Linked DNA regions of Homo sapiens: region 2 is linked to region 1. Evidence: read pairs that join two places in POLR2A ChIA-PET (ENCODE). Cell type or tissue: PC-9. All regions are shown on one strand. Each heading gives the region's core, and the rest is flanking DNA. Links, peaks and the distances in the headings are about the cores only.

Evidence for each region. Peaks named below come from ENCODE experiments on the same cell type or tissue, not always from the same donor. Only the 100,000 strongest peaks of a DNase experiment are listed, where the experiment ranks them.
Region 2: POLR2A ChIA-PET joins it to region 1 with 13 read pairs; 5 of 35 experiments call an interaction of 5 or more read pairs at or near these places.

The regions. Positions count from the first base shown.
Region 1 is chr1:109,987,894-110,004,294 of GRCh38, forward strand. The region is part of intron 1 of AHCYL1 (adenosylhomocysteinase like 1); the gene reads left to right. Among named protein-coding and RNA genes, the nearest start is that of AHCYL1, 11 kb to the left of the region's middle. In PC-9, for the core only: no CTCF peak of the experiment used is centred there; a DNase peak (open chromatin) is centred at 8,768; H3K27ac peaks cover 3,529 bases.
Region 2 is chr1:109,606,977-109,623,377 of GRCh38, forward strand. GNAT2 (G protein subunit alpha transducin 2) reads right to left here and starts at 12,640. Exons shown (of 9, transcript NM_001377295.2): 1 at 12,507-12,640; 2 at 5,777-5,947; 3 at 3,489-3,531; 4 at 3,064-3,205; 5 at 1,655-1,812. The coding sequence starts at 5,894. It overlaps AMPD2 (adenosine monophosphate deaminase 2), which reads left to right and starts at 12,861. Exons shown (of 19, transcript NM_001368809.2): 1 at 12,861-13,302; 2 at 13,938-14,290. The coding sequence starts at 14,200. RefSeq lists enhancers at 12,028-12,558, 12,539-12,588, 12,559-13,087, 13,609-13,658, 13,618-14,146 and 2 more and a silencer at 12,779-12,968. In PC-9, for the core only: no CTCF peak of the experiment used is centred there; DNase peaks (open chromatin) are centred at 3,835 and 4,115; H3K27ac peaks cover 866 bases.

The DNA of each region.
Region 1 (16,401 bases), core at 4,352-12,351:
TTTTGGAACAGGTGGAGATAGGGGCATGTTGGGGAGTTAAGATAGCAGTGTAATTTTTTAAAAGTCTATTCGTATATTTATATTCTTTCTTCAATGGGCATTTGAAGTGGCTTATAACACAGAACATATATGTGATATAAAAGGAAGTAAAAACTATAGAAAGAATGAAAAAAATATTGTTAACCTCGAGGGCTAAGATAGTTGATGAGGTTGATCACATGCAACTTGAAACTTTTAGCAGCCAGAGGATGAAAAGAATCATAGTTACAGTCTCCTTAGCAGGCATGGGAAATAATACATGTCAATTCCTCAAGGGGACGACTTTTCCTGACACAGAGTTCTAAAATAATTTTTCACGGGAATGTCTTAATAGCTGTAGTGTAATTCACATTGTAAGGCTTGTTCACGACTGTCACTGGTGATTTCAGATGGTATGGCTAGGAAAATTTGAGGTAAGAAAAGGAATCCTTGAGTTTTAAGAGTTAAGTGTACCACAACTGAAGAAGATCCTTGTTTAATGTTGGCAGTTATCGGTCAAACCAAGTAAGTAATCTAGTTCCCCATAACCACTGGTTATTTATCCCTCTTTTGCTGCTACTTTGTGTAACAGGAGTGGTAACTGTCCTTGGACCTTTGGAAATTGACACTGTGTCAAGTTGATTCTTTTTTCATAGTGTAAACCCAAATCTCCAACTTGTTGGAGAGCTCTTACAATAAGCATGTTTCTCCGGAAGGCCTTTCAGAACATTTGCTGTTCTCTGAACTTCTGAACATTAAAGGCACTCTCCAGAGTGATCCATTAAACATTTTGACCTAGGATCTGTGGAGTCAGACCCATCAGCAAAATGTGGGGAAGGAGAAGAGCACAGAAGAAACTACTTTTGTTTATAGGATATTCTTTATTTGAATGAAGCTATGTGCCACTAATTCATCAAAAGGGTCAGCTGAGACTTAGGAAGCACACCAAGTAGAGCCCCAATGGGTACAGCTTGGGTGTTAACCCGATAGGTAAAATCCAGGTTTCTCCTTTTGTCATCAGAGTTATCTTACGGTTAATTTTTGGTGCAGTTGTATAGAATTTACGCCAGGACTTGTCAGAATCACTGAAAGGAGATTTCATAGGTTGGCATTTCCTATCTTCACATCATTAGTATCTCTTGATTCTCCTTAGAGTGGCTGCTGTTGTAGTAGCAGTCTTTAAAACAGGAGTTGGGGTGTAAGAAGATCCTCTTTTTAAGATTTCTCCGCAGGTATTGATTACATCTCTTTTTCTTGTTTGGTTTAGTTAGTTACACTCTAGTTTCCAAATTACTTTGTTCCAAGTTTCTTTAGACATTTAGCTTGTAACAGAAATCTGTTAGAAGATTTCTAGATCAGTAGTTGTCTAGATCTTTTGCTGCCAAGGTTACAAATGTATACCTTTTCTTTTATCAGGAGTGTGTCATTTGGATCCAGAGTGTTTTACCCAATATAATATTCTTTTTTAAAATTTATTTTTATTTTTTATAGAGATGGGGAAATCCCTGTGTTGCCCAGGCTTGTCTTGAACTCCTGGGCTCAAGCGATCTTCCCACCTCAGCCTCCCGAAGTGCTGGGATTACAGGCAAGAGCCACCACGCCCACCCCAATATAGTATTCTTGGAAAGTTGTCTATAAAGGATATTTTGATACATGGAATCATGCAGGTCTTTAGTTGCCTGTGACTCCTAGCAAGTGTACTCTGCCACTCCGAGTAGTTAATGATCTGTAAATAAGCACTTTAATGCCCTCTTGGGGTTGTTTTAAAGGAACTGGCGAATAAAGGAGAATCATTTATACGTACCTGTTTCTCAAGTTTGGGAATGTGAGTATTGCATTTTTATAAAGAATGTCAACCCTGATTATACTGGATACATTTTATTATAATTTAGAACTGAATAGTAATTCAGAACACATGCTAATGAGGTGCGTCAGAAGCATTCCTGTCATGTGAAGGGCAACCTACGTGCATAGACCAGAATTTTTTCTAGCCTGAAATCTGAGAATCCCCAGTTGAAGACAAATTCTTACCACAAATTTTCCTTTTGATTATTGTCAATACTATCAGTGCCTATTGTGTAGTAAGCAGTTAATAAAAATTCACACAGAATTGCAGTTGCCTTTCCTTTTCTGATTCCATATTTTCCTTTGACTCACTCAAGTAGTTCTTTTGTCCCACTGTTGCTTGGCTGTTACATAAGACGCCTTTAACTTCCCGTTTCTGTTCCTAAAACTGTGAGTAGTAGTACAACATAAGGTAAGCACTGATTTTTGGAGTCAGTTTTACCTTTAGTCTCTACCATCTAATAGTTGTGGGACATTCAACAAGTGACGTCCTTTTCTCATCTGTAAAATGGGGAACAATGATAGTGCTATCTATATACATGGTTGAGAGGGTTAGCATTTAGTAAATAGTAATTAGTGGGGTTTTTTTGTACCTAGAGTGACCATATATCCTGGTTTGCCTGGCGCAATTCTGGTTTATACCTGTTATCCTAGCATGCAGTCCAAGGAGTGCCTCCGTAGCTCTGAAAGTTACCCTGGTTTATGTGGCCACCCTATTTATAACTCTCTGGATGATGCAACATGATAGTGCAAATGAGAGCCTAATTTTGAAATGTTAAAGAGCCAAAACAAAGAAGTTTCTATTGGAATGTCTTTTCAATAAGAAAATTTTTTTCTGACAAAAATGTTATTTTATATAGAGCTTACAGCTACTGAACCCCAAAACATTTTGTTAACTACAGGGGTGGGGTGTGTAGACAGAGATCTTAGAGCTTTTGATGGAGTTGAGATGTCCTCTACCTTACCATTCCCCATTCATCCCCCGTAATACATAATGCACTCATAGAATGTGGGTATTTGTCAGACACTGGGCCAGTCTCAGTCCAGGAGTTTATTTCCTTAAACTTCAGGTGTTTGGGGTTTTCCCAAACTAGAATCCTTGAATTACATGAAATAATTGCAAAGACTTCTGAACTGTGACTTTATCATTTTAGGTATGTACTCCAGCACCCCCGCCCCCATCCCTGCAGGTACTGTTTTCTCATTGCTCTTAACAGCCTGCTTCTAATTATGTATAACTGATTTTCTCCTGTAGAAATGTGTGGCCTTTGCTGCATGCCACTCATAGAACTAGAGTGGAGCATCCATGCCTTTGTTGAGAGACTCAGACTGCTTTCATTTTTGTTTCTATCTCTGTTTAATTTTTCTAAAGGATTTAGCCTGGTGCCTTAATCTCAGAATGTAGATAATGATGGATACTGCTTATCAGTATACATTGGGGGGCTTAATCATTCACTACCCAAATGGAACACAAAGTAAAAAGTTTAATGAACTATTGGTAAAAGGTAGTATTTGGAAATCTGGGGTAGAGATTGGAAAAGTACTTTTGAGAACCACAGGTACAAGACTCTCCAAGCATGCTCCTGCTTCTTACCATAAAAGCCCCAACGCCTCCGCTGATGTGCCTGTGTACTTAACCTGTGGGGCTTAATGGGCTTAACATGTTCTTCTCTACCAGCCCAAGCCAGTTCACTTGTTTTAAAGTGGACAGCCTGTACTCAGTTGTGTGATGGAAATGGGGCATATTAAACAGGAGGGGTCTGGGACTGCTCTCTGTTCCATGCTGTTCATCTTGGACCTGCCTCAGGCTTACTTCTTCACAATTTGAGGAACTGCTCAGCAAGAGCACACCCTATTGTTGACATGTTTTTCTTTTCTCTCCGGAACCTGCGAGTGTACGATGGCATTAGTGGAATCCCTCTGAGCCTGTGTGCCAAGGAAAATGCTAATGTGCTGATCCACAATGATGTGTGGCTCAGTGTGAACTACGTAGTAAATTTGTGAGTGACAGAGTAAAGGGGCAAGAGGCTGGAGGAGATGAGTATAACCATCTTTCATTCACTTAGACTTCCTGAATGAAGCCGTTCATACTGAGTTTTGAGCAATGAGAGGATTTTGGAAGTTCTGTTTTTAATAAATGGCTCCAACTCTTCTAGTACTTACTAATTGTATTAAGGTGAACCTTTGGGACATAGGTTTCCATATGCTTAATGGGAAATACTTTGTCCCTTTTCCCCCAAGACTGGCTTGACCTCACGTCAAGACCTCACGTCAAAGCTTTTGGGCCATGACCTGTTTCCTTTGTGGTTCCAGAAATCTGGGGGCGGGGGGAAGAAAAGAGAGAGACCTACCATAAAAGTTAATAGGACAGGCTGGGCCCAGTGGCTCACGCCTGTAATCCCAGCACTTTGGGAGGCCGAGGCAGGAGGATCACAAGGTCAGGAGATCGAGACCATCATGGCCAACATGGTGAAACCCCATCTCTACTAAAAACACAAAAAAAATTAGCTGGGTGTGGCAGCACACACCTGTAGTCCCAGCTACCCGGGAGGCTGAGGCAGGAGAATCGCTTGAACCCAGGAGGTGGAGGTTGCAGTGAGCCAAGATCGCACCACTGTACTCCAGCCTGGCAACAGAGCAAGACTCCGTCTCAAAAAAAAAAAAAAAAAAAAAAGTTAAAGGACAGAGATTCTGATCTGCCCTCTTTGACCAGACCCACCCCTTCTCCTTTCTCAAAGACTTTAAGGAGAAGACTTCAGGTTCTCATGACTGTTAGCTTTATTTTGGGGATGTAGAAAATAGAGATTCACTTTGAATTTTCAAAATGCACATCCCCATCTTTGTTTCTAATTTTAGAAGAGAGGTCAGTAAGTAGACAGATTTGTGTAGAAGATAGAGAATTGGAATATGCTTCTCTTTTGCCTATTTGAGGGAATGCTCTTGAGAATCACTGGATTAGAGACTGTAGAACAATGGTTCTTACTCTTTGAGTCAGAGGTCCTTTTAAGAGTTTAATGAAAATCCTGGTTCTTTCCTCAGGAAAATTCAGGAGCACAAAAATATGCGTATTCTGTTAGAGGATTTATGGGACTTCTGAAACTCATGGATCCTGGGTTTTAAAGTCCTGATGTGGAAGGCCAGGCCTCCAAGCCACAGCATCTCTTTTCATTACAAGTCCACAAACTGCTAAGAGATTTAAGTTTCCAGCCTGCAGTTTGTCCTTATGGCTTGGAACAAAGCTGAGGTTGTTGGCATTGTCAGCTCCCTCTTTGGGATGCTCCTCAGCTTCCCAAAAGACTCATTATAAGTGCCTTGAGAGTTCAGCTCAGGAACTTAACACACATTCGAACCGGCATTTCGGCCACTTTGGGGGAATTTTTGGTATTATCTCAACTCTACTGCTCTTCATATGAAATGCAGATGCCCCTGAAGCTCCAGAGCTGATTCCGTAGGAGTGTTTGAAATAGTAGCTCACATAGTAGATTATCAAAACTAAACAAAATAATTTGCTTCTGTATGTCTCTCAAAAATAGGTTGGATTTCAATGTAGTACTTCTCAAACTATTATATTTTAAGGACTGACCTGATATTTGAATTTTACTCATCATTTGACTTTTCTAGATGGAATATGTTGAGGGCAAAGACCGTATCTCACACATATTTATATAGTACCTGGCACATAATACTGTCAATAAATGCTTATTGAATAAAATAATGTGAGATAATCATTCCTTGGAGAAAGTAAGTTGGACTTATGTGGTGGCTTTGACTCACTTTCCCTTTCAGTTGGCTGGGGTGATTTTTCTAACTTAGAGCCCTCTCACATAGGTATAAGGAAGTACCAAGAACTGCAGGTGAGAAATTGATGAGAATTTCCAACTTAATAGATCCCTTTATAAAGCCAGAAATAGGAGGTCAGGGAGAAGACATCTGAATATATGCCTCCAGCTTCTTAGCCCAGTGGCAGTGGGCATAGGGATATCCTTAGACAATAATGGGGAAGGTAACTTGAATTTCTCACCATTGAAACAACTTTTAAACCCTTAGCATTAGGGAGACTCTGTCCAAAGTTGAAACTGGTATCCTGGTTTATACATGCTCTTGATTTAAAGAACAGGGAGGCTTTCACATAGGGTATTTGAGGTTTGGGGATTAGCGATGAGTTGAATAGTTTGATTTTGGAAAGTACATTGGAACTCTGAAAGTAATAAACAACAGCTCCGTCCGGCAGTGATGAGCAAACTTCTGGTTCTTACTCTGCAACCCTGGCTGCCCCTTCTGAGTCAAAGGCTGAGTTTGATGCTCAAAAGCTATACATGCCCTTCTCTCTTTGAAACACACCTTCTTTAGAATTACAGTCTTCTGGGAACTGGGCCAATGCTTATCCTAGCCAGAAGCTCAGGCTCTAGTTGGCACTACATTTTGTGTGTTCTGTTTCACTTCAAGTGTATAACTTAGGCAAGATTCAGGGGAAAAGGAGACCTTCAGAATTTTGCTATTTTGTGTTGTTTGTTTGTTTGTTTGAGATGGATTTTTGCTCTTGTCGCCCAGGCTGGAGTGTGATGGCACGATCTCGGCTCACTGCAATCTCCACCTCCCGGGTTCAAACAGTTCTCCTGCCTCAGCCTCCCAAGTAGCTGGGATTACAGGCATGTGCCACCACACCTGGCTAAATTTTTTTTGGTGTTTTTTTTGTTTTTGTTTTTGTTTTTAGTAGAGATGGGATTTCATCATGTTGGTTAGGGTGGTCTCGAACTCCTGACCTCAGGTGATCCACCCGCCATGGCCTCCCAAAGTGTTGGGATTACAGGCATGAGCCACTGCACCCGGCAAATTTTGCTATTTTGGAAGTTGAAATAGGTGCTTCCTAGAGATAGCAGATGTATCCAGTTGCTTTGGTAACTAATTCAGTTTCTTATGGGTGGCCAGGTGGTATCCCACTTATTATTCAATACTTGAGGGTTCAGTGCCCAGCTTCTGAGCACCAGCTTTCTTAGCAAGCAAGACATGAAGATTCCCAGTGTTCATTTATGAGAAGTAGCCCAGCTGGCTTGTCATGCTGGACTAGATGAATTGTGAATGTTAATTATATTGATAATACAGTGGCCTTGGTAACAGACTTGTAGCTGCTGTAGAATCTGTTTACTTCAGGTTTGTAACAGAAAAGAGACCAAGCTGGTTGGGAACATGGTGTTCTCAGTGTAATAAGATGTATTGTAAGTCCAAGGAAAATGCATCTTGGTGGGGCTGACCTTATTGCACCCCTTCCCCAAGATTTCCCGGAGAGAAACATTATTCTGGGGATAGTTTCTGTTCTTGTTTGCCAATCAATAATGAATTGAGGTTGGCAAAGGCTGGGTTTTTAGTGGAAGTGGGGTAAAGCATGTTTACAAATCATAAAGTTTAGAAGGAGAACACCTGTGTTAAGCACCTTATTTCTCTACCTAGTTTATAATTAGGAGGGGATGGTTGATGAGATTAGTTTCGGCCCTTGCATTCAGGAGGTGGAGCCCCTCCTATTTGGGGAGCAGGGGGTTCATAATTCTGTACATTCTTTTCTTACTCCGCAGCGAGGGGATTAGCTGAGCACTGGGCATGTCTGGAATGAGAGCACTTTGCCAATTTTTACTGAATTTGGACCAAACTAATAAAAATACAATCTCGGTCTTCCTCAGACAGTCTCTTTGTCATGTTCTCCTAACCCCTAGGATCCATCTGATGGATTGTCTGTTCCTAACAGATGGAGTTGGCATTAAAGGTAGATTCTCTACTTCCTTTGCCTTATTGTTTTATTTCTGAACAAGGCATATCTAATGCATTTGTTCCCTGTATTGGAAGTTGCTTTATCAAGAGCCTAGTAAACTCAGTGTACTTGTGTTTCCTTTTCAGATCCTGCTTAGATTATTTCTTAGATCAGCACTTCTCATTCTGTGGAAGGAGAAGAAGGTATCAGTCACATAGAGGGTTTTTTCGCAATAACTCATTACCTGGCTCTAAACTAGAGCTGTGTAATCAGAATGGGGGAGGAGCTGAGAGTAAGAGAACAGATGGAGAATGGGTTGGCATTTTGAAACAGCTTCACCAGATAAACTTGAAATCTCCCAGATTTAGAACCATTCTTTTAGATTATCTAGCAAGACTGGCCAACATTGTTCGGAAATCTAACATTGAGATGGTAATGGCCCAGGCACGGTGGCTCACGCCTGTAATCCCAACACTTTGGGAGGCCAAGGCAGGCAGATCACCTCAGGTCAGGAGTTCGAGACCAGCCTGGCCAACATCTCTACTAAAAATACAAAAATTAGCCGGGTGTGGTAGCAGGTGCCTGTAGTCCCAGCTACACAGAAGGCTGAGGCAGGAAAATCGCTTGAACCCATGGGGCGGAGCAGGTTGCAGTGAGCCGAGATGGCATGACTACACTCCAGCCTGGGCAACAGAGCAAGACTATGTCTCAAAAAAGAAAAAAAGATGGTAATGCAGCTACCAACTCTCCTGGATGATTTTGATCACGAGGAGAAATCTTGGTCCTCCCTCATGTGAAAGGTCCTGAAAATAGTCTACCGTTGCTCTTTTTCTCAATGTATTCAGAGTAAACCATGACCAGGAATCATGTAGCCCCATCTGCTCAGGGTGCAGCGTCCCAGGGCCTGTGCTAGGCACTTAGGGTGCATCAGTGAACAAAACAAAGATTCATACTCTGTAGAGCTGACATTCTTGTGAGGTTATTATTTGGATCATTTAAGTCCAGTGAAGTGGTTCTTAACCATTGGGGGTTTGGAACCCTCTGAGAGATGTGTACGTATTCCAGCAAAATGCACACAGTCATGTGTCACTTAACAAGGGGGATACATTCTGTAAACTGTGCCCTTAGGCAATTTTGTTGTTGTGCAAACGTCAGAGAGACTTTAAATGACTGGCAACGCAGTAGGTTTGTTACACCAGCATCACCACAAACATGTGAGTAATGCACTGCACTACGATGTCACCAGGCGATAGGAATTTTTCAGCTCTATCATATTCTTATGGAACCACCACTGTATATGTGGTCCATCATTGACCAACCTTCATTACACAGCACAGGACCTTGTAAGGGGGAATTGGCAGCCTGCAACCCATCCATGGACCCAGGGCTAAGAACCTAGAAGACTTGTCTAGATTTGAGGATGTGGTGATTGGGATAAAGCCAGGCCCTGAATTGGGTGTTTGGAACCATTATCTCCTCGCCAGACTGGGTTGTAGTTTCTTGATCTGTACAGCCAAAGCAGTATGTAAACAACTCAAGGATATCACTAGAAAAAGAGGGAATGGCTAAGCCTTCTCTAAGCTAAAGAGTCTATGTTTTATGTGAAATGCTAAGAATGATTCTGACTCTGTTCTCCCTCTTACCCTAGTTTCTAGTTGGCTGGGCTTCTGGTGCTCAATAGATTAAAAGTCAAGTCAGAATAAGAATTTCCCTAATGTGCTAATTTATGTTATGAATTCCTAGACTGAGAGTGATAGTAAAGTTATAAAGATCATGAGGACATTTTAGTGAAATTCTGGCTTCAAAAACACAGAAAGTGACAGGAGTTGAAGGGCTGTTGAAATAGCCAGAGTAGAGATTAGAGAAAGATGACAGGAAGAAAAGGAGGGCAGAACTCAGACAGTCAACTAAGCTGGTGAGCCAGTAGCCAGGAGAGCAGCTTTCTCCTTAAGCCAAAGTGAGCAGATCTGAGACTCATGCAGAAAAATACTCCTTTTTGGTCTTGAAGGGGTCTGTCACTGTTGCTTTGTTACCAAATAGTACCCGGGATAAAAAGCGGGACGGCAGATAAGGGTTTGCCTTAACATTTATACCAACGTTAATATATCTCTGTTGCTGGAAAAGTTGGTGTTAAACTTGAAAGAATGGCCAAACCCTGCCTGAGGGTTAGTGCAGTGTGTAACGCGTACTGCAGAAACATGAATGAAATGGGACACTGGGAGAGAGAATTATGTAGAAAGACACAGCCGGATTTAGAGGTTGGAGCACATAGAGTCCTGTGCTAGTTCCACCTTTACCTCCCTGAAATCTGATCTTTAGTATAACCACAGGTCAAGACCTCTTTACTTTAGGTTGATCTTTACAGGGATATCTAAGGGAAACTTTCCATATGCACACTGGAAGATAGCTGAATAAGGGCTGTGTTCAGGCTAAACTTGTATAAACTCATCTCATTAGAGAACAGAGCCCACAGTCCTCCCCAGAGGAGTGAGGAGGCTCTAGATGGTTCCAGTTATAACTGCTCTCCAGCATATGGAAAAACTGTTCTGCTATGAAACCTTCCAACCAGCTACTCACATAAAGACATTTCATTGTTTGCTCAGTGATGCATTAAAGCTGAGGCTGCCTAAGCTAGAGAATATAATCACATACCAATTATCTTTATTTTTTATTTTTAAAGAAGCCCTTTAAAATAACCAAAAGAATTTCACACCTCACTTCCTGGGACTGGGACTGTTTTGCAGTTGTATTCAGCTTATGAAGTTATATAGTTAAAAATTGCTACTAAGTTTTCGGAAAAATTATTCTTAAAAATTATAATTAAAAATTCTTATTCTTGGGCCAGGTGTGGTGGCTCTTGCCTGTAATGCTAGCACTTTGGGAGGCCAAAGCAGGAGGATCCCCTGAGCCCAGGAGTTTGAGGTCAGCCTGGGCAACACAAGGAGACCCTGTCTCTAAAAAATAAAAATAAAATAAATAAAAATTATTATTTTTTTGAGACGGAGTTTCACTCATTCGCCCAGGCTGGAGTGCAGTGGTGTGATCTCACCTCACTGCAACCTCCGTCCCCTGGGTTCAAGCAATCCTCTTGCCTCAGCCTCCTGAGTAGCTGGGATTATAGGTGCCTACCACCACACCTGGCTAATTTTTGTATTTTTAGTACAGATGAGGTTTCGCCATGTTGGCCAGGCTGGTCTCGAACTTCTGACCTCAGGTGATCCACCCACCTTGGCCTCCCAAAGTGCTAGGACTACAGGTGTGGGCCACCGAGCCTGGCCATAAAAATTCTTAAGTGGAAAATTTTCTCCGTTCATTAATTGAGTATTTGATATTTTTTTCAGCTTTATTAAGGTATAATTGACAAGTGAAAACTGTATGTATTTGGACCAGGAGTGATGGCTCATGCCTTTGGGAGGCTGAGGTGGGAAGATTGCTCAAGGCGAAGAGTTCAAGACTAGCTAGGGCAACATAGTGAAGTCCCCATCTTTTACAAAAAAGAAAAAAAAGATTAGCTGGGCACGGTGGCACATGACTGTTATCCTAGCCACTCAGGAGGCTGAGGCTGGATGATTGCTTGAGCCCAGAATTTGGGGTTGCAGTGAGCTATGATCCTGCCACTTTACTTTAGTCTTGGTGACAGTGAGACTCTGTCTCTTTAAAAAAAAAAAAAGTATTCAAGGTGTACAGTGTGATATTTTTATGTATACATTGTGAAATTATTACCACAGTCAAGCTAGTTAATATATCCATCACCTCATAGTTACTTTGTGTATATGTGTGTGTATTGTATGTGATGAGAATACTTAGGATCTACTCTTAGCAGATTTCTAGTATACAATGTTATTGTTAACTGTAGTTACTGTGCTATTCACTAACTCTCCAGAACTTATTTATCTTATAACTCCAAACTGTACCCTTTAACCAACATTTCCTCATTTCTTCCACCTTCCTGACGCCTGGTAAGAACCTTCTGCTTTTTGCTTCCATGAGTTTGGCTTTTTTAGATTGCACATAAAAGTGAGATTATTTAATTGATTACTTTAAATAAATATCTACCATAACTATGAAACCAAGATTCAGTAATCAGATATCATGTTACTTAAATCCAGAATACTTCAATAAAAATAATAGCCTTACAAGAACTTTTGTTAGTTGTAGTAGTCAGAAAGGTGGTACCAGAAAGTAGAAATACATCAATGGTAAAATTTTTTTTTTTTTTAACCTGAGGTCTTCAAATTTAATACAACATTTATTTTATTTTTATTTTTATTTTTTGGAGACAGGGTCTTGCTCTGTTGCCCTGGAGTACACTGGCACAGTCACAGCTCACTGCAGCCTCGACCTCCCAGGCTTGGTTTATAAATGTGAGCCACTGCACCTGGCCAAATATAACTCTTTTTCTGTTGGTGGAATTCAGCTGTGCTAGATCTTTTAGACATAAGACTTGGAAAGGGTGCTTTTTGAGTGGCACACCACAGATGAGAAAGGAACCTAATGGAATGTTTTTAGTTTAAAAGAAATTATCTGATTGTGCTAAGTGTTCATGTGTGAAAGAAATATTCCTCCAGCACCATTCAGCACAGGATAAACCTCTTCAAAAAGCACATTTAAAGTATATTCTCTGTTGCATGTTTTAGAATATGGTAACTTCTCATGAAATAACCAGCGAATTTCCCCAGTGACCAAAAGAGGAAAAAGAAAAAATCAGTGGCCAATTTGACCATACTAAACTAAAAATTTTGCTTAAACGCAGGTGGAAATCATACAAATAGGGAATTCTGAATTAATTTCTTTTGTCCTAGTAAAGTAGTCTAGATTAGATTGCCCATACATTCTCCTCCTTACTCCATCCCCAGAAGACAATGGAAGTGTATTCTAGAATGGAACATTTTGTTACCACAGTGTTTGGGCTCTGCTATTACTGGGCTCTCCTCACCCTTTCCAGATCTATGGAGCAGTACTTTTCAATGGCAATTTGTTGGCAACGTAAAAACATTACATTTCTTTGCATCATTTTACTTTTCTGAAAATTAATAAAGGTTTTTGGAACTTAAAGAATTATTTTCCTTTACCAGTGCTTACAAATCTTTATCTGGTGTTATAAGCTCAGAAAGCTTATAGTGCAACAGTAGACCACTCCAAGGTAAACTGACCCCTTGGAAATAAAGGGGAAAGCTGCTGTTTCCCCAGCCTATTCCAAAAGAAGGAAAATAGAACTGGGCTTATGGGTGTTTTTTGTTTTTGTTCTTTTTTTTTTTTGCTTTTTGCTTTTTAAACCTCAGTGTTGGTAGCAAATTGCCTTAAGCAAGTCACTTAGCCCCAACCCCTGTTCTGTTTTCTCATTTGTGAAGCATAGATGCAACATTGAAAGGATTCTAGAATGTTTTGAAAATACAAACCCTCTGTAAACTGTAAGCCACAGGTGTTGAGGCAAAGCACTTAAAGTCATATAAATCTAGGCATTCAGGATCTTGGTGTCCACCCTACTAGTAAGTGGGATTTCAAACTTCCTGTACAATCAACTTTAAGTAAAAATCTTCATGTAGTGCTATCAGGTGGTGTTACCAGTGATGCTTGTTCTTTGTATGCCAAGAGTTCAACAAAAATGGTTTGTAAAATATTTAGATCAGTGATATTCTAGCAGTGATATATATTGACAAAATTTGCCAATATTTTGCTATACAAAATTAATTTTTTTTTTTTTTGAGACGGAGTCTCGCTCTGTTGCCCAGGCGGGAGTGCAGTGGCATGATCTCAGCTCACTGCAACCTCTGCCTCCCAGGTTCAAGCGATTCTCCTGCCTCAGCCTCCTGAGTAGCTGGGACTACAGGCACACGCCACCATGCCCGGCTAATTTTTGTAATTTTAGTAGAGATGGGTTTCACCATATTGGTCAGGCTGGTCTCAAACTCCTGACCTTAGGTGATCCACCCTGCTCGACCTCCCAAAGTGCTGGGATTACAGGCGTGAGCCACCACACCCGGCCTTGACAGCTTTTTATTTCCCTGAGCCTATACTAGTTGGTTCTTATACCCTATGAACCAATACAAAATGATTCCCAAGTGAAAAAAACAAGGTGCAGACTATATTATCATGCTACCTTTTGAGTAAGGGAGGGAAAATAATATGTATTCGCTTCCCACACTCCTAAAAAGAAACATAAAAAGGATAAACCAGAAACCAGTGAAAATGGGGAGGGACACGTAGAGTATCAGGGCTAGGAATAGCAGTGAAACTTCTCTGAGTGTACCTTTTAAAGTTTTGAGACATGTAAATGTTTTATATGTCAAAATCAAAGAGAAAAAAGGAAAGCTTTAAGTTCTTACAAACACAAAGGAATGAACCCAACTAAAATATAAAATCTTAACCTAATATATCAAATTGATTACTCAGTCACACAGAAAATAGTACTTTGATTATATATCTTTATGAAATATATTCTGAGGACGAGAAGAACTTCAATGAAACCTTGACACGTCACTCAGTAAATTTTGGTGCGTAATAACATTAGTCTTGTCATTTTGAAACTTTTGTATGCATTATAGAATAAACAAACATTAGAGACAAGACATACAATAGGAAAATTAAACTTTTTTTAAAAAAGGTAATACTAAATCTGAAGTAGAAATATCAATATGAACTCATAAGTAAAAGGATTGATTTCTCTCTCTACCAAAAGAACCTAGGAGTAGTGCATCTCTAATAGCAATTATCACACCTCTTACTCCAGGTATTAGCTTCTAAATACTACTCCCTTCTAAAAGAAAGGCTCCTGAGAGAAATGGTTGATTCCAGGTTTGGAGAAGAGGAAGAACAAGGTGAGCCTGGTATATCTTCTTTTGTCAAAAAGAGTGGAAGGACTGTAATGGAATCATGTCAAAGGACAGAAGAGCCAGCTTGAAGGAGGCTCCCACTGGCCCAATTTGAGACAATATGAGTATTCAGTGCAATTAATGTATAATTAAGTGTAATCTGTTAAATACATAAAAATCTGAATGACAAAGGGAGAAGATTTTTCTTTACAAAAGAATGCCAGCTAATGTGGAAGCATTGATAGAAAAATAGAAGTTGCGATTCTATAACCTTCCCAATATAATTGGTTCAGGCAAGGATTATTAACAGATGGTGAAGTCATTAGGGAATAGGATATTAACATGATGAAAAAAGTATTGCCCTACAAATTAACTTTTACTTGCAAAAGAGAAAATGTACCTTTCAAAGAAGAGATCTGATGTTCTCACTTTAACCAGGACTCAATCTTAGCATTGCTAATAGTGGAACAACCCGACATGTGCCTCCTGATAATGATGCAAGGTGAAATATACTACATAATGCAGGAAATATTCTTGCCAGAATTTTAACCTTTTTCAAATAAAACCTCAGAACTGAACTTCCAGTTTATAGGAAGGAAACCCTCTGAAAAATTCAAAACATGAGTGATTTTATAAGACAATTAGTCTGGATTCCTCAAAGAAAAGTCAGTATCACAAGGGGGTGGGAGACATTGGAGAGACTGTTCTAGATTAGCAGAGGCTAAAGGAACCTAACAACCAACTGCATTTAATGAACCTTGAATCCATGCTGGGTTGGCAGGGTTGAGGAGACTGTTGGGATATAAATAAATATTCTTGAGAAAATTGGGGAAATTTGAATATAATCTGGACAGTCTGGATATATGAATATATAGAATAATTGTTAATATTAAGTGTGATATGTCATCATGGTTCTGTAGGAGAATATTCTTATTCTTAGAAGATACATTCTGAACAATTTATTGGTAATGTTCATGTTTGCAACCTTTATTTTTACAGGACCATGTGAAAGTATGCATGTGTATGTGTATATATATAGAGAGAGAAAAAACCTATTATGGAAAACGGAAAGATTTATTCTAGGTGGAGAGTACAGGTGTTTATTATACTATGCTTTTGAATTTTTTTATGTGCTGAAAATGATTATAATAAAGTTGGAAAAGTAAAGTACAACAATGGTGCTAGCGAGTGGGGATGGAGGGTAGGGGGTGGGAGAGGAGACTTTAATGTTGTCACTAAAGTAGTGGGTATGTTCCAGGAACCAGGATTTCTTCAGTCACCTGTACTGATTTTTTTTTTTAAACCTAGAATTGATGATAAATCAATATCGGGAGAAACAGAGATGACTGGCATGTGTTTATATAATATTGGTGGTGGGACTGAGAAAAGAAGTATGGACAGGTCAGGCAACTAGGTAGGTAGTAGATAGCTAAATAGGCATTGAAACAGTCTGGGTGTGTGTTACATTCTGTTGCAAATTGTGGTGTTCAAAAGATTGGGAAGCCCTTTTCTGTCCTACTTACTGCCTTTTTTCTAACTTCTTATGTTTACTTCTAGTTGGCAGTTGCAGGCCTCGATTACTCATTGACTGGAGCACTTTAGGAGATAATAGTGAAGTGAAGTCAGTGAAGTGTTTAGTCTTACAGGAAGAGAGGGGAGTAGCTCACAAGGGTCAAACTACTCTTTGGCAGAGTTTTTCAAGCTGTGTGTTCCTTACCTTTTAAGTGACTCAGCAGTTTGGGGCCTGGTATTGCCTCACCTCTTCTCGCCGCGAGCATTGACAGAAGATCTAGTTGAGTCCTACTTTGAAAGGAGTATTGCTTCTGACTGTGGAATTGGATTCTAGCTGTGTGTGTGTTATATCCTGTTACTGTTGAGACACAGAGGCGGGAGTCGGCGGGGGAAGATATGTGCTGAGATTAGTCAGCCTGCCCTCCCTCTCCCCCAAGAAACTCAGGCCCCATCTGGGGAGAGTGAGAACTT
Region 2 (16,401 bases), core at 793-8,792, 380 kb before region 1:
ATGACATTTTTAGGATGAAATGATACCTGGAATTTGCTTCAAAATAATCCAGTAGGGAATGGAGGTAAAAAGAAATAAGATTGGCCATGAGTTGATAACTGTTGAAGGTAATTCATTATGTTATTTCTACTTTTGTATGTTTGAAAGTTACCTTAAAAAAGAAAAAGTTATTTTTTTTAAAAAAAAAAAAGGTGGCCAGGCACGGTGGCTCGCGCCTATAATCCCAGTACTTTGGGAGGCCGAGGCGGGCGGATCACAAGGTCAGGAGATCGAAACCATCCTGGCTAACACGGTGAAACCCCATCTCTACTAAAAATACAAAAAATTAGCTGGGCATGGTGGCGGGCGCCAGTATCCCCAGCTACTTGGGAGGCTGAGGCAGGAGAATGGCGTGAACCCGGGAGGCAAAGCTGGCAGTGAGCCGAGATTGCGCCACTGCACTCCAGCCTGGGTGACAAAGCGAGACTCCGTCTCCAAAAAAAAAAAAGGCAAGAGGAAGGCAGATGTGAACTGAGATGACTGAGAGGAGGAGGGAAGTACAAGTAACACAAGTGCCTATTGTATGCCAGGCATTTTAATGTTCAGATTCTCGTTTAAACTCCTAAGCCATCAAGTTTCATATCCCCATTTTACAGATGGAGAAATTCAGAAGAGTTAAATACTTGGCTAGGGTCAAGAGAAATTGTGGTGTATTATGAAAAATATTCAGCTTTGTAGTCAAGCAGCCCAATGCAAATGCAGTCTCTGCTATTTATCTACATGACCTTGGGCAGTTAATTAACTTCTCTGAACTTCAGTTTTTCCATGTGTAAAATGAGGCTAATTAGAAAGGTACCATCTACCTTAAGGTCTTACTGCGTAGATGGGTAAAGGGCGTTGAGATGGTATACACAGTACACCTAGCAGTGACTGGGCTTTGAGTGCTCCGGGAACAGTAAGTGATAGCATTATTACAAGATTAGGAGACAGATGGTTAGGTTAAATAAACTCAGGTTTGACTTTGAAGCCCATACTTGTCTATGATCCCATACTGTCTGAGGTAGGATTGATAAATTATGTCCCTTAGCTTTTTGGAAGCAGCTTTGCAATGATGGTACTAATTCCTGACCACCTTCCCTTGGTTTGCCCTTGTAGTTTGTGTCCCCTGCCTTGGCATCGTGACATAAGATGCTCTAGGTGTAGGAGACTCATTTCTGCTTAGTGGCCTAAGTAGATCCTAGATTACCAGATAGAAAATTCTGCCCTGAAAGAGCCATCATGAATCACATTACTCCTGCGAGAGTGTATGACAGAACTGCAGGGCTATCTTAGGGTTCTGGAAGGAGAGGCTTAGTGTACACCTCAATTAAGAGAACAGGGCTGAGGGCTACTAGGCAGAACACGTCTTTTGAATTTTGCATCTTCAGCCTTGTAGGCTGTAGTGAGCCAGTGTAAAGCAATAGAAAGTCATGACAACTGTGGCAGATCTCCCCATAGCATTAAATTCAAAACATTGCTGAAGCCTAACAAAACAGATCCACAGGCTGAATTCAGTCTGGGTCTCCAGCTTTCAATGCCTGAAATTTTGGGTTGGGTGAGGTTTCTCCCAACCAGAGAGAAGACTGGCTAGAAGATTGCTTAAGCATCAACCCACCCTCTCACCAGTCAGTCTTACTAAGATGCGGAGTCATTAAGCTGGTATTCTGCAGCTCTCTCGAAGCAGGCTTGCACCCCACCATCCTTCCACAACCTCCTAATGACCTCCACGAGCTCAGGAGGCATGGTTCCCTCCTCAATGGAGTCAGCCAGGTTGTTGAGCTGTCGCCCGTCATCCTGTAATGCAGAAACCTGGTTAAGAACTTCACAGGAGTAATAGCTTTCCAGGAGGCTTCTGGGAATACTGCTGAATGGAAATCATTTTACATTACTACGAAGACCTAAGATGGAAGCAGTATCCAGTGAAGATTCTATGTAAGAAAACATACTGTTGAATTTTTGAGTATGCTCCCCAGATGCAGAGGGTGGCACTATACCCAGCCCTGGGGTGTGTCTAAAGCGGGGCAGGGGTCCCAGGTATTTCCTCTCTGGAGTTTCTGGCTTCCATCCTTAGTCTGAAAGTTTACCGCCACAAAACGTGGGTCCTCTGCTGCAGAGAGACTGAAAATGTAAAGGCCAGATTGACCATGAAATAGACAAGATAGAAGACAGGGACCCATCACCTTTGTTCTTCAGCGATTGAAAGCTAGAAAAAGTCCAGTACTAGAAGTAGGGATTTCACTTACAAAAGTTCCATGGCCAGGAACCCAAGGGTAGCAATTTAAATGGTAAAGTAAAAAAGCAGAGGAAGCTGTGAGCAGCTTTATTTTGTAAATATGTGTTATAAAGTAGGGCTTGAGGACAGGCACGGTGGCTCACACCTGTAATCTCAACACTTTCGGAGTCTGAGGCAGGAGGATTGCTTAAGGCCAGGAGTTTGACACCAGCCTAGACAAGATGGCAAGACCCCTTCTCTACAAAAAAATTTTAAAAAATAGCTGGGTGTGGTGGTGCACACCTGTGGTCCCACCTACTGGGGCTGAGGTGGGAGAATCACTTAAGCCTGGGAGGGTGAGATTGCAGTGAGCCATGATCACACCACTGCATTCCAGCCTGGGTAAGAGAGGAAGACCCTGTCCCAGTAAAAATAAGGGTGGATGTTGCTTACTTCTCCAGGACTGCATAATTGTGGTGTATTATGAAAAATATTCAGCTTTGTAGTCAAGCAGCCCAATGCAAATGCAGTCTCTGCTATTTATCTACATGACCTTGGGCAGTTAATTAACTTCTCTGAACTTCAGTTTTTCCATGTGTAAAATGAGGCTAATTAGAAAGGTACCGTCTACCTTAAGGTCTTACTGCGTAGATGGGTAAAGGGCCTTGAGATGGTATACACAGTACACCTAGCAGTGAGATCCCACCCAGCAGGTGGGATTTTAGTTACTATTTTTCTTACCCATCTTTCCATATAGTTTGTTGGCCTCTGGTATGTTTCTTCTTGCTAGCCTTTCTGCTTCCACCCTTAACCACATAATAGTAATCACATACCGCACAGCTTGGTTCAGCATAATCGATGCCCAGTGTGGTCATGGCCCGGATGATAGCCAGGATGGACTGCAGCACATTTCCATAGATGATAGCCTTGAACTCCAGGCATTCTTCTGGTGAATAGCCATCCTGGTGAATGATCCTGCAAGGGGCAGACACTCTGTCTTTAGCTGGACCTGAGTAACCAGACCTAAGGGATTAGGAATTTGGGGGTATTTAAAGGATCATAAGAATCCTATCTCTCTGTTGCTACTGCTTTCTCAAAGTGGAGGGTGAGGGACAAGGGGTACAGATGAGGGGCATTGGAATCAGATCCTTTATACCTGGGCTCCTTGAGGCTAAAGAGCCTTTCACTTTGAATACCTCCACTGGCTGTACTGACTTCTTCACCCTATCTTGTCTTTTGGGGCTTTGTTTCTACTCACTTCATCTGTTTGACGATGGTGCTCTTTCCTGACTCCCCAGCACCTGGAAGGAAAAATGCTTATGCTTTCGATTTCCACCAGTTCTCCTCAGCCTTCCAGGAGATGGCCTGGGAGAAGTCAGAGCCACTGCTTGCTTGGGGGTCTTGTTAGGGGAGAATACATAGGGATGACTGCTGCCCTCAATTTCTGGCAGGCTTGAGCTCAGGCCATTCAACCTGGATTTAGAGCAGTTTCTTAACTTCAGTACTATTTAGTTTGGGCTGTCTCATGCATGGTAGGATGTTCAGCAGCATTCCTGGCCTCTACCCACTAGAGGCCAATAGCATCCCACTTCCCTAGTTATGACAACCAAAAGTGTCTCCAGACATTTCCAAATGACCACTGGCAGTCAAAATCTTCCTGTTGAAAACCACTAACAGATTCAGGGGGAGTCCTTTAACATTTCTCCTCTCTGCCTATTTTTGACTCAGGAGAGTGATCTTGGGGTAGGATTGGAGAGAGCTGGATCATTTCACCAAAATAACTATATTTTCATCACCTTGCTGGTTCCCTTTTTTTTTTTTGAGACAGGGTCTCAGGTTTGTAGCCCAGGCTGGAGTGTAATGGCACAATCTCGGCTTACTGCAGCCTTGACTTCCCAGGCTCAAGTGATCCTCCCACCTCAGTCTCCTGAGTAGTTGGGATTCCAGGTGTGCGACATCATGCCCGACTACATTTTTTTTTTTTTTTTTGAGACAGTCTTGCTCTGTCTCCCAGGCTGGAGTGCAGTGGTGCTATCTTGGCTCACTGCAACCTCTGCCTCCTGGGTTTTAAGCAATTCTTCTGCCTCAGCCTCCTGAGTAGCTGGGACTCTACAGGCGCATGCCACCATGCCTGACTAATTTTTGTATTTTTAGTAGAAATGGGGTTTCACTATGTTGGCCAGGCTGGTCTCAAACTCCTGACCTCAGGTAGATCCACCCATCTTGGCCTCCCAAAGCGCTGGGATTACAGGCGTGCGCCACTGCATCCGGCCATTTCCCCCCGCCCCTCCGTAGAGGCAGGTTTTCACCATGTTGCTCAACCTGGTCTTGGATGGGGCTAAGTGGGTTCCCTTTATTGACTAATGTGTCCTAATGTCCTCATTCACACTCTGCTCTCTCCATCAAAAACTCATACCTTCTAGTACTGAGTTTATACTACCCTAATGCCTCGAACTCCTCCTATTTCGCTTGTGCTTGTTCCCTCTAAGCAGCTTATCCTGAATGTAGAAGAAATCTGCTTAGGCTTAAAAGATCTCTCAGTGGCCCCACCATCTCTGTTTCCCCCTGCGTAACCTCCTGGGCTCCTTAGAGTCTGGTCCAGCTTACAAAGATATGCTCCTTTAGTGTGTCCTTACGACTGTGCCACAGATCAGCTGGGGGAAAAGAAGGTGCCTTAGCCTAGTGCGTCAGCTCCCAGATCCCTTATGGGGGCTTGGAAACCCAGCTCAGGCATCTAATCTTCTGCTACGTAGACCCTACCTGCTCCAGCTACCCTACTTCTGTGGTACCAGTGGTTTGTTTTCCTAAGCCACGTGTCTCAAATGTTCTTGTCTTGGTTTTATTTACAGCTGTGATCAATTTCCCTGACAAATTGAGGTGCTTTTATTTTCTCAGCACAGACCAGTGATCTGCTTAGGAGCTCATCAAGTTGATGAACCTTCCATCTGGCAGGAGCTTTGCAGGCAGCTATTGAATAGAGAGCCAGGAAGGGACTGCTGTACATAAAGACACCATTCCTCCTTCCTCAGAGCCCCCTACTTCCAAAGTTTTTACTGAAAGCAAGAAGGAACCACTATACTTGGCAAAAACCAGTGGGACTATCTCTGGTACTGTTGGCACTGACTGTATGGTGGGACTTGTGAGCCTGTTGGTGAGGGAAGGTCCTGTTCTCTTCTGATTTCTTGGCTTAGAGTTCTCTGCAGATTGGGTACAGTCTGCAAGTCCAGGGTCCTTGAAGCCAAAAGGATGTGTTAGGTTTGGTTAGATTTGGAAATGGGTGGGTTCATGGTGGCCCTTGCACTATTCCTCGCTCAAGAGTAGAAAAACTCTGGAATAGCCTTGGCATTCTGGATCCCCTTGGGGTGGCTGTTTAGGCCCCATATTAACTCAGCTCTAGATCTCCTGATCCCCTAGCCAGACTGTGTAGAGGAGAGGAAAAATGACCTGCCACCCTTCCTTCCCATGGGGTGAGGTAGAACCCACCAACCCTTCAGGAAAGTAGGAAGGACCCCTGCCTTCTCTGGCTCATCTTCCCATCTCACTCACCCAGCAGTAGCAGCTTGACAGTCTTGGCTTCCTTATCAGCATCCTCCTGCAGCTTCTTTTCTAGCTCCTTGGACCTCTTGGCCAGTTCTTTGTCCTCAGCACTGGCTCCACTTCCCATATTTGCCGTCTTGTCAGCTTTTTCAGGCCCCTAATCCTCTCTCGTAAGGTTTCCTGTATGTGAGATGGAAGAGAAGGAAAAAAGTTGGGATTGAGTATCCCAACTTGGCTCCCCTAAAAGCTGGTCTGTACGATGGCAGGTGAGAGAGCAGGCTGTAGGGTCTTGTACTCTGCCTACATTGACTGAGACTCCCTACTTCAACTGGAGACCTACTTCTTAGTCTAGGGATTGTAGCCTTTATATCTAGCAATGTGATAGGTCAAGCCAATTAAGAGCTTTGTCAATATGGCAAGGGGTAAAGACTCAAATGTTTCTATAACTAGGGAAATGATCTGCTGGGTTCTGACGGAAGGATAGGATGCACGACTACTTCCATCCTTTAAGGGGTTCATCCCCTGAAAGTCTCTTGCTTCCTTAGATTTATTTGCATCATAGAGCTAGAGATTACTGGCACATATGTAGAAAGCATTCCTTATGTTGAGCCTCCAGATTATAAGGTCTTGATCTCAAGGGCTTCAGGGTATCAAAGCATACTCGTTTACCATAGGCTGGTCCTGGCCAGGAAATTTGTTTTGGGTGGTGCCCTTCCTTGGGAAGATTAGGAATGTTTCAGCTCCCGCAGTGGCTGCTGCTCCAGGAAGCTACTAGCATTGTTCCTTTGCATTGGCCCCTCTCTTTGTACTTCTGTTATTAGCACTTATCACTTCATATTGTACGTCGTTTTACAAATCTTTTCCCTCACTGCATTTCTCCCCCTGGAGCTCAACGGACCAAATCTGACTCATCTTTGAACCTCTCAGAACTTGTAGTTTATTTGTGGATCAAAAGGTTTGGTGAATGAATAAATGCAGGAAAAGGGTGTATGGTGAAGAGAATGGGGTTGCTTCCCTTTGGCCCACTAAAGCCAGCTGAGTCCCAACTTCACTTCATAAATGAACTTTGCTGGTATTCAGTGTGGGGTTTGTGCTGCCTCACACAAAAAACTCTGCTTCTTTGGGAAATTGGACTCCAGACTCTGGCTTCTCAAAGGTTGGGGCAGCTCTCTCTCCTTCTGGCTCTCATCCCAGCTGCCCTTTCCTGGGGGAAAAATGAGGGTGCAGTCTAGCAACTGCCTCACAGACATTTAGGACTCCACAGGTTGTACTCCTCTATGCCAATTATTTCAGTTTACTTAAATGAGTGTTGCTGGCGGAGCCTCCTCAGGTGGAGATGTTTTAGAATTTTGTTGCCCAAAATGTGGATCAAGAGCCAGCAACATCAGATCACCCGGAAGCTCATTAGACATGCAGAATCTCAGGCTTTAATCCAGAACTTCTGATTCAGAATCCGCAGTTTAACAAGATCTCAGGTGACTCTAAAGACATTAAAGATTGGGAAGTACTGCCCTAGGGACCTGTTTTCCGCTAAACTTACCTAATCCTAAGAATCACCTGGGTTGCTGGTGTCTGTGTTTCCTCAAGTCTTAGGTGCCACTGACTAGAAGATTACCCTGCTTTCCGAGATGTTAAAATAGTGTATGTTTTTAAATGGTATGTTAGCATCAAACTCCAGAGCCAGAGAAAATATTTTAAGCTAATACAGGTAGTTATCACATCTGTGAAGTTTGAAAAACCCTGGCCTGAAACAGTTCTCAACTTTTAGTGTACAGTGGCATTTACCTGGAGAGCTTTTTAAAAAATACTGATTTAATTGGTCTGGAGTGCAGTCCAGGCACAAGGATTTAAAAACGTCCCCAGCTGATTCTAGTGTACAGCCAAGGTGGAGAACTACTGAGGTCGAAGGATGTAATTTGCTCTTTCATTTTAGAGCTGGACTTGTGCAGCAGTGGCCAGTTGGGACTGGGAAGGTCAGGAGTAGAATCTAGGTCTCCCCGCCTATCAGGTACCCTGAGCCATAGCTAATTATCTTCCTCCTTCGCACCACCTTTCAGTGACTGTAGGGGCTGATGGAGAAATATGCAGCTGCTGAGGTGCTTTCCATGGTAGCCATGTTTTCCCAATCAAATTGGCAAGTCCTTATTGACTTAAGGAAAAACAGGAGAGTCTCTTTGAAATTGTGACTATCTTGGAATCTTGGTTATAAGGTTTCAGTAATTATACCCCACTGCTAGCCCTGCTCCAGCGTACTCACAATACTGGTAACTCACACTGAGGCCAGAGCCATGCTGAAGGCTACACTGTTCAAGGGGCTGCCTGGAACTATTAATAATTATTATGTTATAGTTATTATAATTAATAACTGCTGAACAATGTAAGTGGCTCATACCAGTTAATTATCACAATAACTGCTATTGTCCCCAATTTACAGACTAGATTAACTGAGACTTGAGAGTTAAGTAACTCATTTAAAGTCAGCTGGGCATAGTGGCGCATGCCTGTAATCCCAGCACTTTGGGAGGCTGAGGTGGGTGGATGACCTGAGGTCAGGAGTTCCTGGCCAACATGGTGAAATCCCGTATCCACTAAAAATACAAAAATTAGGCCGGGCATGGTGGCTCACGCCTGTAATTCCAACACTTTGGGAGGCCAAAATGGGCAGATCATCTGAGGTCAGGAGTTCGAGACAGCCTGGTCAACATGGTGAAACCCTGTCTCTACTTAAAAAAAATACAAAAATTAGCCAGGCATGGTGGCAGGCACCTGTAATCCCAGCTACTTGGGAGGCTGAGGCAGGAGAATCACTTGAACCCGGGAGGCACTGCACTCCAGCCTGGGCAACAGAGCAAGATTCCGTCTCAGAAAAAAAAAAAAAAAAGAAAAGAAAAGAAAAGAAAAAGCCCAGCATGGTGGCATGCACCCAGCTACTTGGGAGATAGAGGCATGAGAATCGCTTGAACCCGGGAGGTGGAGGTTGCAGTGAGCCGAGATTGCGCCACTGCACTCCAACCTGGGTGACAGAGTGAGACTCTGTTTCAAAAACAAAAAAACAAAGTTATATGGCCTAGTAAACAGACAAACCGGTGATCCTTCTTTCTATTACTTCCACATAAGTAGCCAGAGAGAGAAAGCATGGACAAATGCATGAACTCTATAACAGCAGCCCTTGTTAAAGGAACCACTAAGTTGTTTCACACACAGGGAAAGTGGGCTTGTTCCTTTTTCTGCTACTACCTCTGCAAACTTCTGTGCTGCTTCTGCTTTGTTCCCTAACTTACTGGATGGAAGTTCCCCTTTCTCACTGCTAAGCTGAGAGAGGGAACTGCTAGCCCTCGCCTGGCCTGAGAGTACAGATCCATTACTGTGCATACATCATCCTGATGTCTGTGACCTCCTGCCTCTGCCTCTATCGTCAGTTCCTGTGCCTTTCCTGTGGCTGTCCCACTTTATGATCACATTTACGAACAGTTTCCTGATGAAGTAAATAAGGTATGTAGTGCTAGTTCCATTTTGGAGGTGAGTGAACTGAAGTACAGAAAAGTGATCCTCACATTAATAAGCAAGTTGGTATCAGAAGCCAAGCCAGAGCTCAGGTGTTTTGATTCACAGCCCTTTATAACCATTATCATTTTGAATGAAAAGTAAATCACTGTTTCTTAGTGATTTGGGCATGTTTCCTGAGTTAAGGGATCTGTCTGACATCCGTGGTAAGCCTTGTCTTAAGTGAATTGTGGGTAAAGACTTGTCCCAGATGGAGTGGGAGGACATGAAGGATGAGGAACTACCTTCAGGACCTTCCAGTCCATAGGCAGAGGTGGGGGAAATTCACAGAAAAACAAATGAGTTAAAGGGATACTGCAGTAGTGCTGGGAAATTCAGAGCTGTTTAAGACCTAGCATTCACCCCTGGTAGGAAAGGCAATCAAACACACATCTGACTGTCAGACTGACAAAGTTCTACAGCGGAAGAAAGAAAAGGGTGATTGTGAAATGAATAGACTTTCCACAGAGAAGCAGAATAACAGTGGAAGTGGGAGATACGCATTTTGGGGAAAGGAAAGAGCATGAAAAAAGAGGTAGAGGCACAAAGTACAAGGTGTGCTCAGAGAAGACTGGGACTTTGATGTGACTGGACTGGAGTGAAAGGTGCATGGAGTGGAGGGTTGGGAGGTGAAGATGAAGACAAGAAAGGGAAATTGGAGCCAGCCAGTGAAGCGCCTTCAATGGCAAGGGGTTTGACTAAAATCCACTGGGGTCTTATAAACAAGTATAGATGGAAACAGCTGTATGGTGCTATAAACACAATGCTGGGTGACTGAGGTGAGGGGGAGAGGGAGCTGGCTGCTGGGAGAAGCTGAGAAACCAGAGCTGAACAGCTTGTTTCTAGAAGGGCCTAGGCATAAGGTATGGTTTGGGAAATTGCCTTGGCCAAGGACCTTTTTGGAGCTGCAGATATTCTCTCCCAAGTTTAGTATCTGTGAAGATTGTTCTGGCCTAGCTAGGGAGGCGGACATCACAAGTGAGCTGAAGTCCAGAAGCAAAGAAAAGCACTTCTTCAGAGAAACAGGAGTGCACCATCTTTAGGGAGCTGGGATTCCGGGAGGGCCAGTTAAGGAGCCATGTGGGGAACAGGCTAGGAGGGGAGGAAGCTGTGTTTGGAGCTAGGGAATATCTCAGAGGCTCAAAGGCAATGAATGTTAAGGCCTCAGTGTGAAAAAAGCCCAGGCCATAGGATGACTCACTCCTTTATTTCCCAAGCTCTGTTCTGCGTAGACAATGAAACCTCACTGAGATTCTTGCTGGTATGGAGTGGGTGGAGGGATTGATGCCTAACTATAATCAGGGCCGACTTCCTAGCAGCAACAATACACCAGATGACCTGGAAATAGGGGAGGGTTGTAGAGTGAAGGGTGTGTTGCAGATGGGACTAGGGGACTAGCATAAAGGGACTAATGAACTGGTTTGCCTGGGCTGGGTGGAGGGCAAGGATTGCCACCTATTGGCTGCTGAGGTAGGTAGGTCTGCATTAAGCAGGATGCTCAAGAGACCTGGCCCAATGCAAGATACTATCTTTAAAACTATGTCAACATTTGCATCTTATCAGAAGATACATGACATTTATGTAGTTACATGGTGCTTGATTTTTGAGATTCATTTTATTCATTCTTGAGAGTCCATCAGCCTCAAAATCCCTAAGCGCCCCAAGACCAATTCAGTGGGCCATAAATGTAAACAGAATAGTTTAAGTCTGGGGTTAAGACCCCGGGAAGGCTGGGTTGGGGGGACTGTGGAGGCAATTACAGATTTTTACAGATTTTTGTTGATTTCTATCCCCTTGATTATAAAAGTTATGGGTATGTATTATAATTTCTAAAATGCAAATAAATATAAAGAAAATAAATATAACCCATAATTCCATCACTACAGATAATCATTGGTAAACTTGTTGGTGTGTTTCTTTTCTACCCATGTATATCACATAAGTAGGACCATACTGTGTATAGTGTTTTGCATCCATTCTTTTACCTAACTTTATATTGTAAACATTTCCACATCATTAAACATTTCTCCAAGAACAATTTTTAATGGCTGTATTTCATGGTATGAATATTACATAAACATTCCCCTATTGTTCGACCTTTAAAGTATCTAACTTTTCTATGCAATACACATTGTGGTGCTGAACAACTTTTTGCATACATATTTTTCTGGCAGCTCTTTTTAGAAAAACAACTTCCAGAAAGTTGATTACTGGGTCAAATAATAAGAACCTTTTTGAAAATTTTGATTCTATATTACCAGATGGCTTTCAGAAAGATTATATCAGTGTTCAAGGCCACCAGTAATGTGTTTGTGCACATGTACGTGTGTGTGTGTCTCCCATCTCACTAACTATACCCTTGCCAACCTGCATTAGCGTTTATTTTTTGGTTTTTTGTTTTTTAGTCTTTGCTATTTTGATTAGGTAAACCTGGTTATCTCTGTTCTCTTTTTAGTTTTATGGATTCTGTGTGAGGTGAAGAGGCCAAGTTTTTTTTAAGTTTGTTCAGGGAACAGTAGCCAGGGATCAATGGAAGTGGCACCAGATGCAGGTGGAGAAAAGGGTTCAGGGTCCAGAATCCAGCGTGGGGAGAGAAGAGGGAGGCAGAGTTTGGGAAGGATCTCTGCTGTGGGAGTGGTAAGAACTGGGAGGAGCCAGACAAACAGCATTAGAACAACTGGGTGTGGGGGGCAAAGGCCTCCCACAAGAGGGAAAATAGGGAAGAGATTAATTCCTGCTAATGCATTTAATTATATTCAGTGAAGTCTTAGGGACTTCCCTCCACAAGTTCCCTTTAGGTCGGATTATCTACCCCTTGGCAGTGGGGATGCTTGTTGGATAGACCCCAGAACGGCTGCAAGTGAATCAACCTGTGAGTGTCAATAGAGAACCAAGGCCAAGGCTAAAGCAATGGTAATACATGAATACTGAGTACTAACTACAGGCCAGGCACAGTTCTAAGCAGTTAACTTATATTAACTCATTTATCTTAACCACCATATAAAGCAGGTACTCTTACACTCATTTTACAGACGAAATAGAAGCACAGAGAAGTTAGGTAACTTGCCCAGTATCAGTCAGGAAGTAGGTGAAATCTGGATTTGAACCCAGACATTCTGGCTAGAGTTAAAGCTCTTAACCACCAAATACAGAAATGTGGGAAGGGGAGCCAGAATTGCAGGGCACAGCCTCCTACCTACGCCGGCCGGAAGAAAACAGACGACCAAGTGAGATTGCAGGGGCAGGACTTCTGCTTAAAATGAATCCTGGGACAATGATAACAGCTACCTTTCACTGGGCCCTCACTTCGTGCCAGGCACTGTGTAAAGGGACTTTACGTTTAATCTTCACAGTAACCCCTTTGAGTGAGGTACTGTCATTACCCCATCTTACTGATGAGGAAGCTGACGCACGGAACTGGCCCAAGACCCAGGGTCGGCTCAGGCCAGCCCTACCGCGGTGTGGTGGCTGCCCACGTGGCGCCCAGGAAGAGAAAAAAATGGCGAGGCGGGGTCGGCAGGCGGAGGCGGGGCCAGGCGGGGGCGGGGCCAAGGGCCGCAGAGCCTGGCGCGGAGCCGGCGAGATTTTGGTGGGGTCTCACCTGTTGCGTGACTCCCCCACAGTCCGGCCGCGGGAGTCCGACCCTGAATGCCCAGGGAGTGTTGAGAGAAATCTGGACGAGTTTCGGGTCCCGCTCCCTTGGGAGCACGTGGCCTACCAGCCTCTCGATTGCAGGGTTGGGTGGTCGCGACACCGGGGTCGCCTTGAGGCCAGTCCGGCTGCCGAGGTCTGCGGGAGTCCACCTCCGGCCAGCTGGCAATTTTGAAAGACTGCCTTACTTTCCCCATCTCAGTGCCAGGGCAGGGGCCCTTGGAGTGACTTGGCTGGGGTCTGTGGCCCGATCCCCCTGCCGTCCCTCAGGACCCGGGCTTTCTGCTGTACAGACTTCTCGTGGGCAGCCTCCCCTCGGAACTCGGGCATCATGGCCTCAGGTGAGTGTGTGTACGTGTGTTGGAGGGAGGGTCTCTGGGACAGAGAAGTGCTGTGGCCAGAGTGACAAGAGGGTGGGAGTCACAGCACAGCAGCAGGACCTAGGGAAGGCGGTCAGCTCCTCCCAGGAGGGCCTGGGGAGCAGAGCCAGAGTGTGCAGAGACAGAGGAAAAATCCAAAGAGGCTAGGGTCTCTGTCCCAGACCCCCAGACAAGGGGGTCTCCTGGCCTTCCTGCCTTCCTGGGAGGTAGCTATTTGGCGACGGTGGAATTTTCCCGGGACAGGCCCCTCCCTCCTGGGCTGGGATTCTCGGTTCTTCCCCCTCCTCCCAGAGCTGGGCTACCCCGGGAGCTGAGGGTCAGATGTGGAAGGAAAGTGGGTGCTGGGTTTTCACGGAGTATGCCTGCCCTGCCCCGGGAGGACTGTGTTTGAGCTTGGACTCGCTCGCTGCTGAATTCCTGTTTGTTATTCTTTTTTCTTCCAGGCTAGCTGGAAGGACCAGCTAGCCTGGACTTTGGCTTCTTTGCCCGGGAGCCCTGGCATGATGGGGTGAGGGCTCTTGGTGGGTTAGTGGAGAGCTGGGGGCTGGCCCTTCCCCATCTTCTTTTCTACCCACCCCCTCCCCGCCCCCCGCCAGGCCCAGCCACCATCAGTCACGTCACTCCTGGGACTGAGGAGGCAGGGGAGGGATAAGGGGCAGAGATGGAGGCCCCACTCCCCGAGGTTGCCTAGACAACATGAGAAATCGTGGCCAGGGCCTCTTCCGCCTGCGGAGCCGCTGCTTCCTGCATCAGTCACTCCCGCTGGGGGCGGGGCGGAGGAAGGGGTTGGATGTGGCAGAGCCAGGCCCCAGCCGGTGCCGCTCAGACTCCCCCGCTGTCGCCGCCGTGGTCCCAGCCATGGCATCCTATCCATCTGGCTCTGGCAAGCCCAAGGCCAAATATCCCTTTAAGAAGCGGGCCAGCCTGCAGGCCTCCACTGCAGCTCCAGGTGAGTGTGTGCTTCCTGGCCTCAGGATAGATGCTGGGCTCTGTCTTGCCACCTCTCGCCCAAGGTGCTGGTCCCCTCAGAGGGGGCCACCTCCTCCGGCATCCTCTCTGTGGTGGTGCCCCTCAACCTCAGTCCCAGGGACAGCCGGCTTGGAAGGTGGGGTGAGGGGTGGTGGGGGGCGGGGGGTGGATCTGAGATATCTGTGCCAGGGATGCTGTCCTCTGTCACAAGGAGTGGGCATGGTGTGGGTGCAGCAAGAGGTGTGTATGCACACGTGTCAGCGTGTGCATGTGCTAAGACTGCGTGTGAAGCATGTGTGAATGGAGCGGGGGTGTGTGGGACTGACTGTTTTGTGGACTGGCCACTCTGACTGGCGCCTGTGCCTTTACCAGGCAGGCTTAGGCTGTTCTGTGGCTAGTTCCACTTTTTAGGACCCCACATCTAGATCCCCCTCACTGGGGGTCTGACATCTGGGCACAACCATTGCTGGCTGGCATCCCACAACTGGGGGCTTGACTGTATCTATCGTTTGCTATTTGCTCATTCCTGGTCTATATTGTGAGCCTCCTTAGGAGTATGGGGTGTCCTTGGTCAGGTCCGTGCAGGGTTCAGGCTGGGGCTGCTGCCCGCACTGTGTGTGCTTCTGCACCCTTTGGTTCGTCTCTCACTCTAGTAAGCATCTCTGCATCATTTGGAGCAGGCAGTGAGGTGCGGCAGTGCCTGTCTCAGTGAGGGCTTGGCTGCCTGGCTCTGTGCTTGCAGAGGGATATCTGCCTGCTGTCTGCTCCCAGGCCTTGTGGCTAAGGAAAGACCCACCCTGACTTTGATGACCAGATCATGCCGACTGCCCCCACCCTTGCAGCTGTCTGTAGCTATAGCCCAAGTATCAACCTCCTATATTTTTTTGTTTCATTGAAGATGACTGGTGCAAGGTCTCTACTGTCCTGAGGGTGTTCTCTGTGCCCAGGTCTGTGCCATCCAGAAAGGGTGTCCCCTGGGTGGGGCCCTTCCTGGCCCTGTTTGGTTCAGCAATAGGGCAACTGATACGGATCTAGCCCAGAGCTGGAGACCCTTCGGTGGTCAGATGGTAAGAGCATCTGATACTTGTGGGGTCAAAGCCGTGGACACCCCTGTGCCTACTGAGGCAGTCGTGGCAGTGTGTGAGGGGCTCCTGGTCGAGAGGGGAGATGGGGTGCTCAGAATCTCAGAGTTGGTGGGAGTGGCTCTGGAGCAGCCCACTCTGGCTTTTGCTTGACTTCTCCGTAAGTGTGGGTGTATGTGTGTGGTGCTGACCCCTAGAGAAAGGACCAGTAGGCAGCTGAGTCTTCTAGGCCTGGCCTCTGAGAACGTAGCGGTTACTGCCCGTGTGCCACCTTCAGTGAGCCTGCGGCAGCCCTGGAGAGTGGTCTGGCAGGCTGGGGGGATGGCACTGGCTGTTGGAATCTGTCCTGCTCACCCCAGGATTGCTGTGGAGCCTGAGACCCCCCTGCTAGGAGAGGGGGTTGAGATTTGAGCCTTTGACTCAACTCCTGCTGACCCAATATGAACCAGCCATGGAGGTCTGTGGTCGGCCTCCCCTAGAAGGAGTCAGAAGTGGTCTGGGGCCATATGTAGGGAGGAGGTGTGTAAAATCAGGGTTCTCGGGCAAGAAAAGATCTTACACTCTGGGGGTGAGACAGCTTCCCCTCTTTTCTTCCTCTTCCCACTTTGTCCTTTTCCAAGTAAGAGATAGAGTCACCCCATCTCCACTCCTGCCAAGTTCACTTCACTGCCCTTTACTGGCCTATTGCCTTTGCCCTGCACTGGGCCCAGGGAACCTCCCACTGTCCTCAGTGGGCGGGGCTACAGGTAGAATGTATTTTGAGGGTCCCAGGAGTTCATAATTGCAGGCCTTGCCTCAACACAGAGCCTGGTGTTTTGCAGAACACTTGCAGAGCCATTATCTCTGTGAGCCTTATGGCAGTTGTGGCTAGGCAGGGAAGGGACCACTTATCGCCCCACTTGTAGATGAGGACCCAAAGCCTCCCAGAGGTAGGTAGAGACATGCCCGGAAGCAGGAACAGAATCAGATCCATGTTCTCCAAATTCTAGCCCCCTTTCTCCCAAACTTA